Regions from separate parts of the Homo sapiens genome. Here region 1 is linked to region 2. The links are chromatin loops, found by intact Hi-C in ENCODE. Cell type or tissue: right lobe of liver. All regions are shown on one strand. Links, peaks and the distances in the headings refer to the core of each region. The heading gives the core; the rest is flanking DNA.

What was found. Hi-C counts contacts between places; a loop is a spot of excess contacts. Peaks named below come from ENCODE experiments on the same cell type or tissue, not always from the same donor. Only the 100,000 strongest peaks of a DNase experiment are listed, where the experiment ranks them.
Region 1: it touches region 2 in a loop (2.0-fold over the local background); 11 of 110 quality-filtered maps call a loop at or near these places.

What each region holds. Positions count from the first base shown.
Region 1 is chr11:63,919,017-63,923,393 of GRCh38, reverse strand. It overlaps a transcript of RCOR2 not described here. Among named protein-coding and RNA genes, the nearest start is that of RCOR2, 4.0 kb to the right of the region's middle. RefSeq lists enhancers at 1,855-2,515, 2,516-3,178. In right lobe of liver, for the core only: a CTCF peak has its summit at 2,096 (motif pointing right); no DNase peak of the experiment used is centred there; H3K4me3 peaks cover 552 bases; H3K27ac peaks cover 1,729 bases.
Region 2 is chr11:63,772,281-63,776,664 of GRCh38, reverse strand. No RefSeq gene overlaps it. Among named protein-coding and RNA genes, the nearest start is that of ZFTA, 5.7 kb to the right of the region's middle. In right lobe of liver, for the core only: no CTCF peak of the experiment used is centred there; no DNase peak of the experiment used is centred there.

The sequences.
Region 1 (4,377 bases), core at 378-4,377, 150 kb before region 2:
GGCAGCAATACTGCTAGCTGAAAGGGGCAACTAAGGTGAACATGGGATGAAGGGAGGGTTGGGAGTGGGGTACGGGAGGTGCAGGGGTGTGTGTGTGTTTAGGATGAATGGACTTAAGCAGGTTCATGTGATGAGGGGGGAAGACAAACATGAGTAAGGAGAGGAAAATGAAAATCAAGGTGCTCAGGATTGGGGTGTGTGTGTGTGGTGGGGCTGGCACTGAGGGTGATGCAAAGCCTGGGAGTGAGGTTGGCCTTGAAGGGGGAAGGTCCATCTATGCTACAGGGAGGGGAAGGAGCAGACAAAGGCCATGAAGGGGTTCCTCCCAGATGGCCTCACTTCCCTCTGGAAGTGGGAGGCAAGGTCCTATGCTAAGAGCCATATGGTGGCTGGAGTGGTGGAGGGGGACTGTGGGGAGAGCAGGAAGGGTACTCACTGCTCAGCCAGAAGTCCTGGATGTGCCCTGGCAGAGCAGAGCACCCAGCAGCCCTGAGGGAAGGGCTGGGCATGGGGCATGCAGATGGGTGAGCCAGGCCAGGGTTTGCAGGGTGGGTGGAGCATCCTGGGCCACCAGGTGAGGCTCAGAGAATGGTGAGCCACCTGTTTGGCTGGATCATACATGGGCTAGAAACCCCTTGAGTACTGGGCTGTGAGACCTTTTCCTGGAAGGCAATAGGGAACCGTGGAAGGCTGAGAAGGAATGGGATATAATCGAAGCTATATTTAAAAATTTGTATTCAGTGGCCTGGCGCAGTGGCTCACACTTGTAATCCCAACACTTTGGGAGCCAAGGCAGGTGAATTGCTTGAGATCAGGAGTTCCAGACCCGCCTGGCCAAAATGGCAAAACCCCGTCTCTACCAAAAACACAAAAATGAGCCAGGCGTGGTGGCGCATGTCTGTAATCCCCACTACTCGGGAGGCTGAGGCAAAAGAATCGCTTAAACCTGGGAGGCAGAGGTTACAGTGAGCCGAGCTCATACCACTACATTTCAGCCTGGGCAACAGAGCAAGAGTTGGTCTAGAAAAAAAATATTTGTATTATGTGTGTATAGTGTATAATTAGAGTGATTAGAGAGGTCAGACTGAAGGCTGAAGTTCCAGATACCTATCTGGAACTGCTGACATGTCTAAAGGGAGTATCTTAGTCCATTTTGTGTTGCTGTAACAGAATACCTGAGACTGGGTAGTTTACAAACAAAAAAGTTTATTTGGCTCACAGTTTGGGAGGCTGGGAAGTCCAAGAGCATGGTGCTGGAATCTGGTGAGGACCTTCTTGCTGCATCCTCACATGGCAGCAGGAACTCACATGCAGGGTGGGATTAGGGGGCCAAACTCATCTTTTATCTAGAACCCACTCCCTCAATAACTAACCCACTCTTGAGATAATGGCATTAATCCATTCCTGAGGGCACTGCCTCATGCCCAAAGGTCCCACCTCTCAACACTGTTGTAGTAGGGATTAAGTTTCCAACACATGGACTTTGTGGGAAATGTTCAACCCATAGTTGAGAAGATGTGAAGTGTCCAATGTCATGGAGCAGCTTCTTGCTCCAGAGGTCAGACCCAGGAGCTCAAGGTGGGGCTGGCCCGAACTGGTCCACTGGGCATGGGCTGCCTCATGGAGCAGTGAGCCATGGGCAGAGGGGGCCCTGCTGGGGGTGCTCAAGAGGGGAGCACGGCTTCAGATGAAAGCCAGCATTGATGTTGTTACTCCATTCCATGTGAGATGTCCTTGGATCTTCCTAACAGTCAATGAGGTCAGGATCATCTTGCCCTTTTAGAGATGAAGGACTGAGGCTCAGAGAAGCCAAGTAATTCACCTAAGGCCACGTAGCTAGCAAGAAGCGGAGCCAGGACTCAACCTAAGTCTGAGCTCCTGCCACTTCTCTAGGGACCTCTGGTCCACCTGACTGCACTGGAGGGTGATGGGTGGTTCTGGGGCAGGCCTTGCTGGGGGTGGATTTAAGGCTCAATGACTCCAATGGCCCAGGGGGACCATGATCCAGGCACTTCCCCAGGAACATGGCGCCAGGCTCAGCCTCTCTGGGAGGACATTTGTTCCCAGACTGAGGTGGGACCCCCTTGGTCCATGCGGTCACCGCCAGAGGGCGCAGCTGTTGTCCAGGTGAGGGCAAGGGGAGGCCCCCCACCCCCAATCCCAGTTTCCGGAGAAACCAAGCAGGCTCCCCCTCATGGAGTCTGGGAGCTCCTGTCACCTCTCATCTCAACCCGAGGTCTTGCTGACCCTTCCCCAGGGATGTCAGATTTGCTCAGGGAATCAGATTTCCCCCACGTGGGTGTCTGAAGCCTGGAGTCTCCTTGCTGACCCCGCGCCTGGTCTGCTGCATCCTCCCCCAAGGGCCACTCCCAGATGTGCCTGTCTTGCCTCCCTCTGCCGCCTCCTTGCACGGCCACCGTGCCGGGGTGGTGCCAAGCGCCAGATTGCCACCTCTGTCACCTCTTTCAGCTTCTTCACAACCCTGGGTGGGGGGTGAGGTGGGGTGGGGGAAGGAGTGCCGGCTAGGCCAGGGGGTTCACTGACAGGGCCCAGAAAAGGGGAGGGCAGCACCCTGGGCCACACAGCCTGCCCAGGGCCCCAGTGGGCGGCAGGGGAGGGAGGAACCGAATTCCTGTCTGGGCAGGACTGAGAGGGTGGGGGCCCCAGAGGGAGCTGCCATGGTCCTTCCACTCTAGCCCACCTCCTCCATTTCCCCAGGGTCACCTCCCGCCAGGCCCCCAGTCGATGGAAGCACCTCCCCCCAGCCCCCTAATTGCTCAGCCAGGTTTTGGCTCGGATCCCACCACACTCCCTCCCCAACCCCGGGGCCCTCCCGCTGCCTCTCTCCCTCCCCAAGTTTAGCCCCTTGGCTGTGGCCACTGATGGCCTGGCCAGGGTCCCAGGCAACACACCACAGCGGCCAGGCTCGCTGGGCCGGAGCTCGGGACAGTCCCAGTCTGTCTGGCAGGGCTGGCGGGCTTGGGATTGGCTGGAGCTGCCCCCGCCTGCGGGAGGAGGGAGCGGCAAGGGGAGGCCGGATGGCTTGCCCAAGGTCACCCTCCTTTTCCCTCCCAGCATCCCTGTTCAACCTTTGTCCCCTCGGCCTCACCTTGAGGAAGGAGGAAGCAAGAAACCCAGCAGGCAGAGCGCAGAGAAGCCCGGTGAAGGCAAAGGGCTTCCGACACTTATTCATTCAGCAAACACTGAGTGCCTACTGTATGCCAGGCCCCGAAAGCACAGCAGCAAACAGAGCCCCTGCCCTCATGGGGACACAGCCCAGCCAGAGACAGGCAAGGAAACCACCACAGGCATCATATAGACTTGTGTCTCTGAGCTGTGTGTGTGGCAAGGGCGCTGAGTGGGACTCGGCCTGGCTAGGGCCGGCTTCCCTGGGGACTGGAGGGGTGAGGAGCCTTTTCTGGCCCAGGCAAGGGATGCAGCTTCTGGCGGAGGCCTGTGTAGGGGCTGTGCAAGACCTCAGTTTCCTCATCTGGCACACCGTAGGAAATAAATGTGCCCTGATCACACTTGCTTCCAGGCGGCCTGCGTCCTGGCCTGCAGCCCTCGAAAAGAAGGCGCTGTCGCTTCCAGTGGAAGGGTGAGCCCGAGCTCATCGGCGAAAATGGCGGGGAGGGCATTCCCGGGAGCCCTCCGGCTCGCGCCAAGCTCGGAGGTAGCTCGGGTAGGTGAGGGCCCCGGGTTCTCGGCCGCGCTGCCCAGCTTCCTTGGCCCCTTCCGCTGCCTCAGGCTGCAGGAGAGGAGGGGCTGGTCCCCGGGCTGCCTCTCCTTCCCTCCCCTCCCACACCCCCATGTTCCTGGCCACGTGGCACCTCTGTGCCCCAGGCCTGGGGGAGGACGATTTCTGACCTGGGGACAAGTGGAGCCAGGGAAAGGTGGGTGGGATCTGGGATAACCGCGGAGCCCGGATCCGGTGGCGCAGCCCCGCCCCGCAGCCCCGGGGCGGCAGGGAGGGGGTGCTGTCTCTTTAAGAGCCTTCATGCTGCTGGGAGCAGATGGCCAGGCCGGCCGGGGCCCCTTGTCCTTTGTGTGGCTTCGCACAAAAGAGGGGGCCAGCTGGGGAGGGGGCGGCTGTAGCAGGTGGGAGGGGTGGGGCCTTGCCCCTCCCCCTTCTAACCCTGCACCCTTGCCCCTCCATGAGGGGGTTCTTCACTAGGAATGCGCCTTCCCTCTGGACCCCGTGGCCCCCACAGTCGCCCCCAAACTCCTAGGACACACTTCCTGTGTCGTGGCCCACCTCCTAGGCAGAAGCCTCATTGCATCAGGGCCTAGGGACTCTCCCAACCCCCGCCCCAAGGAATAAACCTCCCCTCCCTGTCCCCACCTCCAGAGCAGAGTCTTCCTTTGGCCCAGAGTGCC
Region 2 (4,384 bases), core at 76-4,075:
TGCTGTTCATAAAGACATACCCAAGACTGGGTAATTTATAAAGGAAAGAAGTTTAATTGACTCGCAGTTCCACATGGCTGGGGATGCCTCAAAATCATGGCAGAAGGGGAATAAGGAGCAAAGTCATGTCTTACATGGTGGCAGACAAGAGAGCTTGTGCAGAGTAACTCCCATTTATAAAACCATCAGATCTTGTGAGACTTATTCACTACCACGAGAACAATACTGGGGAAACTGCCCCCATGATTCAATTATCTCCACCTGGCCTCACCCTCCACATGTGGGAATTATTATAATTCAAGGTGAGATTTGGGTGGGGACGCAGCCAAACCATATCAGAGGCCAAGGCTGGAGAATCACTTGAGCCCAGGAGTTCGAGACCAGCCTCGACAACATAGGGAGACTCTGTGTCTATGTTTTTTTTTTTTTTAATAAAGAGGGACAGGAATGAAGGCCTTGTTGGTCAACTACCCCTTGTTCTTCATCCTTGCTCATGGTCTTGTCAAAGAGTTGGACCATTATGGGACTGTCCCTCTTTAGTGGGGTGGACGGGTTAGGACATTGGGGCCATCTTAGAGGTCCCTAAAACCAGGAATTGGGGAGCCAGCAGCAGCCAGCATCCAAGGCTGGCTCTGAGGAGCACCGTCCAGTGCATCTGTGGTTTTCCACACTGGCAGGGGGAACTCAGGACACTTGTGCCCTGGCCCTAAGAATTATCCTTCCATTGGCACCAACAGGTAGGGCCAAGAAGACTATCCTGTGTTTTTGTTTGTTTGTTTGTTTTTTTTGAGATGGAGTCTCGCTCCGTAGCCCAGGTTGGAGTGCAATGATGTGATCTCGGTTCATTGCAACCTCCGCCTCCCAGGTTCAAGCCATTCTCCTGCCTCAGCTTCCTGAGTAGCTGGGATTACAGGTGCCAGCCACCATGCCCAGCTAATTTTTAGTAGAGACGGGGTTTCACCATGTTGGTCAGGCTGGTCTCAAACTCCTGACCTCAGGTGATCCACCTGCCTCAGCATCCCAAAGTGCTGGGATTACAGGCATGAGCTACCACTCCCAGCCGGCTATCCTGTATTTTCTCATTGATCAAGTCACCCCAGTAAATGGTTTGCATAGCTGAGGCATTCAGAGTGCTTCGCTGTACAGGGCAATCACTGTTCATACGGATGTGGGGAAATCGGAACCCTTGCACACTGTTGGTTAGGAATGAGAAATGGTATAGCCACTGTAAATCTCACTTCTGGGCATTTATCCAGAAGACTTCAAATAAGATCTCAGAGATATATTAGCACTTCTATGTTTATTCATAATAGTCAAGATGTGGAGACAGACTAAATGTCCACCAACAGATGAATGAAGAAAATGCTTTGTATACATACAATGGAATCTTATCCAGCCTTAAAATAGAAGGAAATTCTTCAACATGTGACAACATGGATGAACTTTGAGGAAATTATGCTAAGTGAACTAAGCCAGTCACAGAAAGACAAACACTGCATGATTTCAGTGACATGAAGTTTCTAAAATAGTCAAATTTGACTGGGCATGTGGCTCACAACTGTAATCCCAACACTTTGGGAGGCTGAGGCAGGAGGATTGCTTGAGGCAGGGGGTTCGAAACCAGCCTGGGCAAGATAGTGAGGAGACACCCATCTCAACAAAAAAATTAAAAAATTAGTCAGGTGTGGTAGTGGGTGCCTGTAGTCCTAGTTATTTGGGAGGCTGAGGCGGAAGAATCCCTTGAGACCAGGAATTCGAGGTTACAGAGAGCTATGATTGTGCCATGGCACTCCAGCCTGGATAACACAGCAAGATCCTGAATCTAAAAAAAAATTTTTTTAAAAATTCAAATTCATAGAATCAAACTGTGGAAGGGTGGTTGATAGGAGCTGGGGAAAGGAGGAAAGAGGGGTTACTAATCAATGAGCATAGAGTTTTTTTTGTTTTTGAGATGGAGTCTGGCTCTGTCGCCCAGGCTGGAGTGCAGTGGCACGATCTCGGCTCACTGCAAGCTCTGCCTCCCAGGTTCACGCCATTCTCCTGCCTCAGCCTCCCGAGTAGCTGGGACTACAGGCGCCCGCCACCACGCCCAGCTAATTTTTTGTATTTTTAGTAGAGATGGGGTTTCATCATGTTAGCCAGGATGGTCTCGATCTCCTGACCTTGTGATCCGCCCACCTCGGCCTCCCAAAATGCTGGGATTACAGGCGTGAGCCACTGCGCCCGGCCTAGTTTTTTTTTTTTTTTTGAGACGGAGTCTCATTCTGTTACCTAGGCTGGAGTGCAGTGGCACAATCTTGGCTCACTGTAACCTCTGCCTCCCGGGTTCAAGCAATTCTCCTGCCTCAGCTTCCTGGGTAGCTGGGACTACAGGCGTGTGCCACCATGCCTGGCTAATTTTTGTATTTTTAGTAGAGATGGGGGTTTCACCATGTTGGTCAGCCTCGTCTCAAACTCCTGATCTCAGTTGATCCGCCCTTTTTAGCCTCCCAAAGTGCTGGGATTATGGGCGTGATCTACTGCGCCTGGCCAATGAGCATAAAGTTTTAGTTAAATAAGATGAATAGGCTGTAGAGATCTGCTGTAGAACCTAGTGCCTATGGTCAACAATAGTGCACTGTACATTTAAAAGCTTGTTTAGAGGATAGATTTCATGTTAAGTGTTCTTACAATTTTAAAAAGAAAGAAGCCGGGCGTAGTGGCTCATGCTTGTAATCCCAGAACTTTGGGAGGTCGAGGTGGGAGGATCGCCTGAGCTCAGGAATTTGAGACCAGCATGGGCAACATGGTGACACCTCATGTCTGCAAAAATACAAACATTAGGTCAGGGGCAGTGGCTCACGCCTGTAATTCCAGCACTTTGGGAGGCCAAGACAGGTGGATCACGAGGTCAGGAATTCAATATCAGCCTGGCCAAGATGGTGAAACCCCGTCTCTATTAAAAATACAAAAATTAGGCCAGGCGCGGTTGCTCACGCCTGTAATCCCAGCACTTTGGGGGGCCAAGGAGGGCAGATCACCTGAAGTCAGGAGTTCGAGACCAGCCTGGCCAACATGGTGAAACCCCGTCTCTACTAAAAATACAAAAATTAGCTGGGTGTGGTAGCGGGCGCCTGTAATCCCAGCTACTCGGGAGGCTGAGGCGGGAGAATCGCTTGAACCCGGGAGGCAGAGGTTGCAGTGAGCCATTGAACTCCAGCCTGAGCGACAAGACCAAAACTCCATCTCAAAAAAATAAATAAATTAATTAAATTAAATAAAATTCCACACTCTCTCCCCTCAACACACACATTCAAAGCTCAAGGTTTTGGCTTAGACCTGGATATAATCCTTAAGTTTGAAATTCCTTTGGGATTTTACAAGGGATGATTTAATTTACAATCTACATAGAAAGTTCCTTTAACATTACAGCCTATATGACCGATCTTAGTTTTTTGAAGGAGTTTGGGTCTGCTCTCTGGAGAATGTTGAAGGCTACTTTTAGAACCAGGATTTGTTTTTTTTTAGTTCTGAGATATCCTGAAAAGTAGAATCCAGAATTTGTCACAAAGTTGGGTCTAGGGAGGTTAATGTTTTACCTCCTTAAAAACCTTCCTTTGGGAACACAATTCACAGTTCCTCTGTTTTTGTTGTCAGTGGCCCTCCTTTTAACGGGACCTGCCCAAGGAGCCACTGAAGCACTAGGAGAAGGCTGCCCCACTGGGGGACGCTGGCCCTTGAAGGCTGGGACCAACAACCTTAGAAGTTCTAGGGCTGGCTGGAGACACCACACAGGGGACTAAGTGAATCTGAGTTAGAGAATGGAAGAGGTAAGGTGTAAAAATCAGGAGTTCTGGGTTTGAAATGGGCTCCAAAGTTCTCAGGTTGTGACCTCATTTTCTTTTCTTTTTTTTTGAGACGGAGTTTCACTCTTGTTGCCCAGGCTAATGGCACAATCGCAGCTCACTGCAACCTCCACCTCCCAGGTTCGAGTGATTCTCCTGCCTCAGCCTCCCGAGTAGCTGGGATTACAGGCCCGCGCCACCACGCCCAGCTAATTTTTGTATTTTTAGTAGTGATGGGGTTTCACTATGTTGGTCAGGCTGGTCTCGAACTCCCAACCTCAGGTGATCCACCCACCTCAGCCTCCCAAAGTGCTGTAATAGGTGTGAACCACTGCGCCCAGCCTGTAACCTCATTTTCTACTTCCAAATCTACTTTTCTTTTTATAGCCCCATCCTCTCAATCCAGATACTTGGGAGTTAGCAGGGCCTTTCCCGGATCATCACATTCAAGCAGACACCATGTCCTGTAATTCTATCTTCTTGATATGCTCAAGCTAGAACCACTACTAGCCCTCAACACTCCTGACCCCTGCCCCAGGCATAAGCAACTTTTAGGTATA